2 separate regions of the Homo sapiens genome follow, and region 2 is linked to region 1. Evidence: chromatin loops called from intact Hi-C (ENCODE). Cell type or tissue: endothelial cell of umbilical vein. All regions are shown on one strand. Each heading gives the region's core, and the rest is flanking DNA. Links, peaks and the distances in the headings are about the cores only. Region 1 overlaps ERC1 (ELKS/RAB6-interacting/CAST family member 1). Region 2 overlaps WNK1 (WNK lysine deficient protein kinase 1).

Evidence for each region. Peaks named below come from ENCODE experiments on the same cell type or tissue, not always from the same donor. Only the 100,000 strongest peaks of a DNase experiment are listed, where the experiment ranks them.
Region 2: a loop joins it to region 1, with 5 times the contacts of the local background. A loop is called at or near these places in 6 of 110 quality-filtered maps.

The regions. Positions count from the first base shown.
Region 1 is chr12:1,091,960-1,094,879 of GRCh38, reverse strand. The region is part of intron 3 of ERC1 (ELKS/RAB6-interacting/CAST family member 1); the gene reads right to left. Among named protein-coding and RNA genes, the nearest start is that of ERC1, 100 kb to the right of the region's middle. In endothelial cell of umbilical vein, for the core only: a CTCF peak has its summit at 1,531; a DNase peak (open chromatin) is centred at 1,519.
Region 2 is chr12:910,090-913,009 of GRCh38, reverse strand. It overlaps WNK1 (WNK lysine deficient protein kinase 1), which reads right to left. Exons shown (of 28, transcript NM_018979.4): 28 at 1,558-2,920. It overlaps RAD52 (RAD52 DNA repair protein), which reads left to right. Exons shown (of 12, transcript NM_134424.4): 12 at 1-1,274. Among named protein-coding and RNA genes, the nearest start is that of RAD52, 38 kb to the left of the region's middle. In endothelial cell of umbilical vein, for the core only: no CTCF peak of the experiment used is centred there; a DNase peak (open chromatin) is centred at 1,369; H3K27ac peaks cover 293 bases.

The DNA.
Region 1 (2,920 bases), core at 327-2,826:
GGTAAATGGAAAGAACTGTTACCACTTTTTCGTATCTTAACTTGCCCAGTGTCACACACCATTGTACCTGAACCCATTACCATCTCTGGTAATAGTAGTGTGCTCAGAAAATGTCACCTTGTCAAAATGGAAATGAAGGACAAATGATGTAATTTAAAAAGGAGAGGAAGGGCCAGGCACGGTGGCTCACGTCCGTAATCCTAGCATTTGGGAAGCCAAGACCAGCGAATCACTTGAGGTCAGGAGTTCGAGACCAGCCTGACCAATACAGTGAAACCCCATTTCTACTAAAAATACAAAATTAGCCCAGGTGTGGTGGCACACGTCTGTAATCCCAGCTATTTGGGAGGCTGAGGCAGGAGAATCACTTGAACCCAGGTGGCGGAGGTTGAGGTGAGCTGAGATCGCACCACTGCACTCCAGCCTGGGCGATAGAGCGAGACTCTGTTGCCAAAAAAAAAAAAGAGAGAGAAGGAATAACTTAAATAAATAAGGTATGCAACTGTTCTCATCTTCCAAAATTGCTACAAAAGACAAACTAAGAATTTCTTTTTCTTTTTTGGCCGGGTGTGGTGGCTCATGCCTGTTGTCCCAGCACTTTGGGAGGCCGAGCCGGGAGGATCACTTGAGGTCAAGAGTTTGAGACCAGCCTGGCCAACAAGGTGAAACCTCATCTCTATTAAAAATACAAAAATTAGCCAGGCATGGTGGCAGGCACCTGTAGTCCCAGCTACTCAGGAGGCCGAGGCAGAAGAATTGCTTGAACCCGGGACGCGGAGGTTGCGGTGAGCTGAGATTGCACCACTGCACCCCAGCCTGGGCGACAGAGCCACACTATGTCTCAAAAAAAAAAAAAATTTCTTTTTAAATTCCTATTCATTTTCTATGTTTTTCTATATATATATATATATATATATATATAGAAAAATATATATATTTATATAGAAAAATATACATTTATATATAGAAAAATATATATTTATATATAAATAAATACACATAAACATATATATATGTTTCTTTTTTTCTTTAATCTCCTCTGCTTATACCTTCTATCTGCCAGTAATACTGACAAACTGACAAGCAGTCCTCAGATATGCTAGTTAGATTCAGAATTCCCTAGCCTAGAACATATTCAAATATTAGCACTTTTAACCTCAAAGATTTTTGCAAACCTAACACGATAGCAGTTGTACTAATACGGTTTGTTGATTAAAATACAGACAAAAAACTAGTAGGCTGCAATAATGTTTTAAAACAAAGTTGTATTTTATTAATCACAATAGCATACCAGCATTTAAGTAAGTAGGAGCACATACTGAAATATATTATTTAGTTGGCCTATAGACAATGTTTGGTATGCATATGGATTGAAGACCCAAAAATTCCACAGCCAACTTAGGTATCCTCTGCTAGCGGACTGAAAACCAAAGTTGGGGCCTCAAATGTTGGTGTATAACAGAATCACCTGTCAAGCCCTCAGCACTAACCAAGTCTTGCCTGTAATTCAGCATTTGTCCAAGAGATGTCCCCACTCTTCTAACAGTCAAATGAAAGGAGCTACAGCGAAATAATACAAAAGCTAAGAATAAGCGGTCAAACAACAATGTGATTTGAGTACAAACAGAAAATACAATGCTTCATTGAAATCTTACTTTTTACCTCTCGGCTTTTGGGGGGGAGAATTATTTACCTGCCAGCTACAAAATCATGTTAATAAAGAAAACGTAAAACTAATTACAAATGTTACTACTAATAGCTACAAATGCCATTTTAATGCTATCTTATTTCATCAAATCTAAGATGCCACTGATTATAAGACACACCACTGTTGTACATGCTGAAAAGAAATAGTGGAAATGCCTCCAAATAAATCATGACACAAAACTTTATCATAAATTTAGGGTTTTGTTTGTTTGTTTTTGAGGCAGAGTGTCACTCTGCACGCTGGAGTGCAGTGGTGCAATCCTGGCTCACTGCAACCTCCGCCTCCTGGGTTGAAGCAATTACCATGTGCCAGCCTCACAAAGAGCTGGGATTACAGGCGTGCACCACCACACTCAGCTAATTTTTGTATTTTTAGTAGAGACAGGGTTTTGCCATATTGCCCAGGCTGGTCTCGAACTCCTGGCCTCAGGCGATCCGCCCGCCTTGGCCTCCCAAAGTGCTGGGATTACAGACGTGAGCCATTGCACCCGCCCTAGAATTTTTACTTAATACTGATTGCAAGAGTTAGTTTTTTTAAACTTATTTAAACAGAGTTTAATCACATACCATCATAAACTGTTTTCATAACTTTCTCCATACCGGGTAATTTTGTTTCAATGCTGATTCACAGAATATTTATGCAGAAACACTGAACAACAAAGTTAACATGGGAAATGCCAACAATGCTCATACCTCAGCTGAAATGATGACAAAATGAATGGACATGATTATATTTGTGAATACACGGGCAAACAAATATACCAGGACTGCTGCTTTGCTGATATAGACTGTTAACATGACACCAAGTGTTAACACTTAACTCAATTTCATTGTTAAAACAGGGAAAGTTGTGACTTTTAGAATTGATTAAATGTGGGCCGGGCGCGGTGGCTCACGCCTATAATCCCAGCATATTAGGAGGCCGAGGCGGGCGGATCACGAGGTCAGGAGTTCAAGACCAGCCTGACCAACATGGTGAAACCTCGTCTCTACTAAAAACAGAAAAATTAGCTGGGCCTGGTGATGGGTGCCTGTAATCCCAGCTACTCGGGAGGCTGAAGCAGGAGAATCGCTTGAACCCAGGGGGCGCAGGTTGCAGTGAGCCGAGATCGCACCATTGCACTCCAGCCTGGGCAACAGAGCGAGACTCCGTCTCAAAAAAAAAAAAAAAGAATTGATTAAATGCCACTTTTTTTTAAAAGATGGACAATAA
Region 2 (2,920 bases), core at 166-2,665, 180 kb after region 1:
ATTCAGTTGTTTTGCATAACGTCTGCCTTCTTTCCTTTACGGTCCATGCCTTTAATGTTGCCCACATTAAGCACTGTGGATCACGACAGGAAAAAGGTTGGAGCAGTGCTTTTCACTACTTTGTATCAATCCAGGCTACAATCTTCATTTAATATAAATAATTTATGGATTTATGACATTACAATCCTGCATTGTTTCAAGACTGACATTTTTTCCTAAGGAAGGAAATAATCATCTAAGACCACGAAAAAAGGCTGTTTTTTGTTTTTTTTTTTTTTTTTTTTTTTGAGACGGGGTCTGGCTGTGTTGCCCTGACTGGAGTTCAGTGGTGCAAACACAGCTCTCTCCACAACCTCTTGGGCCCAAGTGATACTCCCACCTCTGCCTTACAAAATACAGGGATTACTGGTGTGAGCCACTGTGTCTGGCCAGAAAAGGCATTTTTGAGAAAGCAAATCGTATACCTTATTAACAAAATAGAATATATATATATTGCTTATCTGAAATGCTTGAAACCAGAATTGTTTTGCATTTTTTGAATATTTGTATACACATAATGAGACCTTGGGGATGGGACCCAAGTCTGAACGTGGAATTCACCTGTGTTTCGTGTATATGCCTCATACACATAATTTTGTGCATGAAACAGAGTTTTTGTATAAGAAGATACACTGCAGCTGAAGAGGGCTGGGTTTTTTTTTCTCTTAGGGTCGCTGCATAAACTGTTGTATGCCTGGTGCTTTGCGACTTGTCACACGAGGTCACGTGTGGAATTTTCCACTTCTGGCATCACGTCAGTGCTCAGAAATTTTCTGATCTCAGAGCATTTCAATTAGGGATGCTCAAACGCAACTGTTTCTACTTCCCCATTTCAGGTGTGAGATGTAACCCACCTTGACCATAAATTGGCTTTTCATAGTGCTCAGATGTTTCATAATTCTTCCCCCAAAATAATGAAGTTTGCAGTTTAACAACTTTTTTTTTGAGAGGGGGGGTCTGGCTCTGTAGCGCAGGCTGGAGTGCAGCGGTGCCATCTTGACTCATTGCAGCCTCCGCCTGCCAGGATTCAAGCAATTCTCCTGCCTCAGGCTCCCGAGTAGCTGGGATTACAGACACCCACCACGACGCCCGACTAATTTTTGTATTTTTAGTAGAGGAGACGGGGTTTCTCCATGTTGGCCAGGCTGGTCTCAAACTGACCTCAAGTGATCTGCCCACCTCGGCCTCCCAAAGTAAAAAGTACTAGAATTATAGGCATGAGCCATTGCGCCCAGCCAATTTAATAATTTTTTTAGACGTATTATTTTGGGCTGGGCTGTGGCTAATCTTGAAGCAGTGACTTCCTATTTTTTGGCTCAGACCCATTTGGGAAGCTGTGAACCTGAGATAAGGAAGTCTGAAAGTACTAGCCGGCAGCCGACCGTTTCTATTCCTTTCGAAGTTAAGGAGACAGCAAAGGAGCTCCCAGGAATTAGGGATCCAGTTATAAATTGCACTTAACTCAAAATAGTGCCAGTGAGAATGTGAAGGAATCTTCTGGAAATGAAACCCCACAGCTCAACAAAAGCAAGTTTGGTTTATTTGAATGGTTTCATTAAATAAGTCTACAAAGGTAACAAACTGAAGCACAAAGCGCAATCTTACAAGAAGCGCAACACCCAGAGTTAGTGCAAAATGTACAATTAACGGCTGCTGAGAAACCCCCAAAGTTTGAATTTTTATTTTTATTTTTAACAGTGTACATTGTTAAATAATGTAAGGAAAACATTTATAATTCAGAAAGTTTTTAATGTGGAAAAAGATACTCAAAGTGTACTATTAACACAAAAATAATTTAAACAGTTCAGTAGCACTAGTTCATTCCTCTAGGCTTGTTATTTCATACACAGGAGGATGAAATCAACAGTAAATAACACCAGTTCTGACTTTTTTTGTGTATGAGTGAAAAGATGTCAAAATTATTATTAAACCCAAATAACAAATGATAATGTGCTGCATGAGGCTCCACTGCTCCTCTGGTATAAAGTATGTTTCACTCTTGGGTGGCCCCTTTCTCAGCTACTCAGCCCCTTGTTGGTTCTATCCTTACTCTCTCCACAAGAAATACAAGCAGAGAATAAATAAATCATTTTAAAGCAGGGGTGGAAGCCCTTGCCCTTTTCCTTTCTACCTTTTAAAAACCTTCAGCTCTCATTTGCATATTTAGGGCCGTAGACCAACTTACTTACTTACTAAGGGAAGCAGGGCCCTTAAGGAATGAACAGGGTACAGGAGCCTCCAGCCTCTTTCTGTGGTAGTGGTGGTGGTGGTGGTGATTCCCAGAATATGCCATTGACGTGGGTAAAAGGTTGGAAATATTTTCAGTTTCCCAACTAAGAGTCAAGAAGCACCCCAAAATTAAGAGTCCTAGCTTCTTTCTTTGTCTTCAGAGATAACAAAGATCCTAAACATAGCCAGTTAGGACAGTATTTCCGGAAAGCTCTGAAAATAATTAATAACTACCCATTACAAGGAGGCATAGCACTGAATAACACTGATTGGTTGCAGTTATTACTTACGGGGAGTATTATTTATTTGAAAATGTGAACATATTAGTTGTACTTCTAGAAATAAAGGTGGCACAATAGATTATGATCCTGCAACCATTTGGACATCATAAAGGAAATGAGTAGGAATAAGTATTCTTTCCTAGAATGATTAATTCAGATGTGGAAAGATAGATAGATTAACTTTCCACAAAATGTAGTACCCCAAGCTGAGAAATGCATGGTACATGTGCAACAAGAGGAAAGCAATCCAAACAGTTTTTCTGAGAGCAATTTTCTCCATCTGTGACTTTTCACTATCAGGTTCCCCAACTTGAAAACTAGCCCCCCACCCCCTTCTCTTTATGTTCAGTTTCTTCTAGGTCACGTCTGTT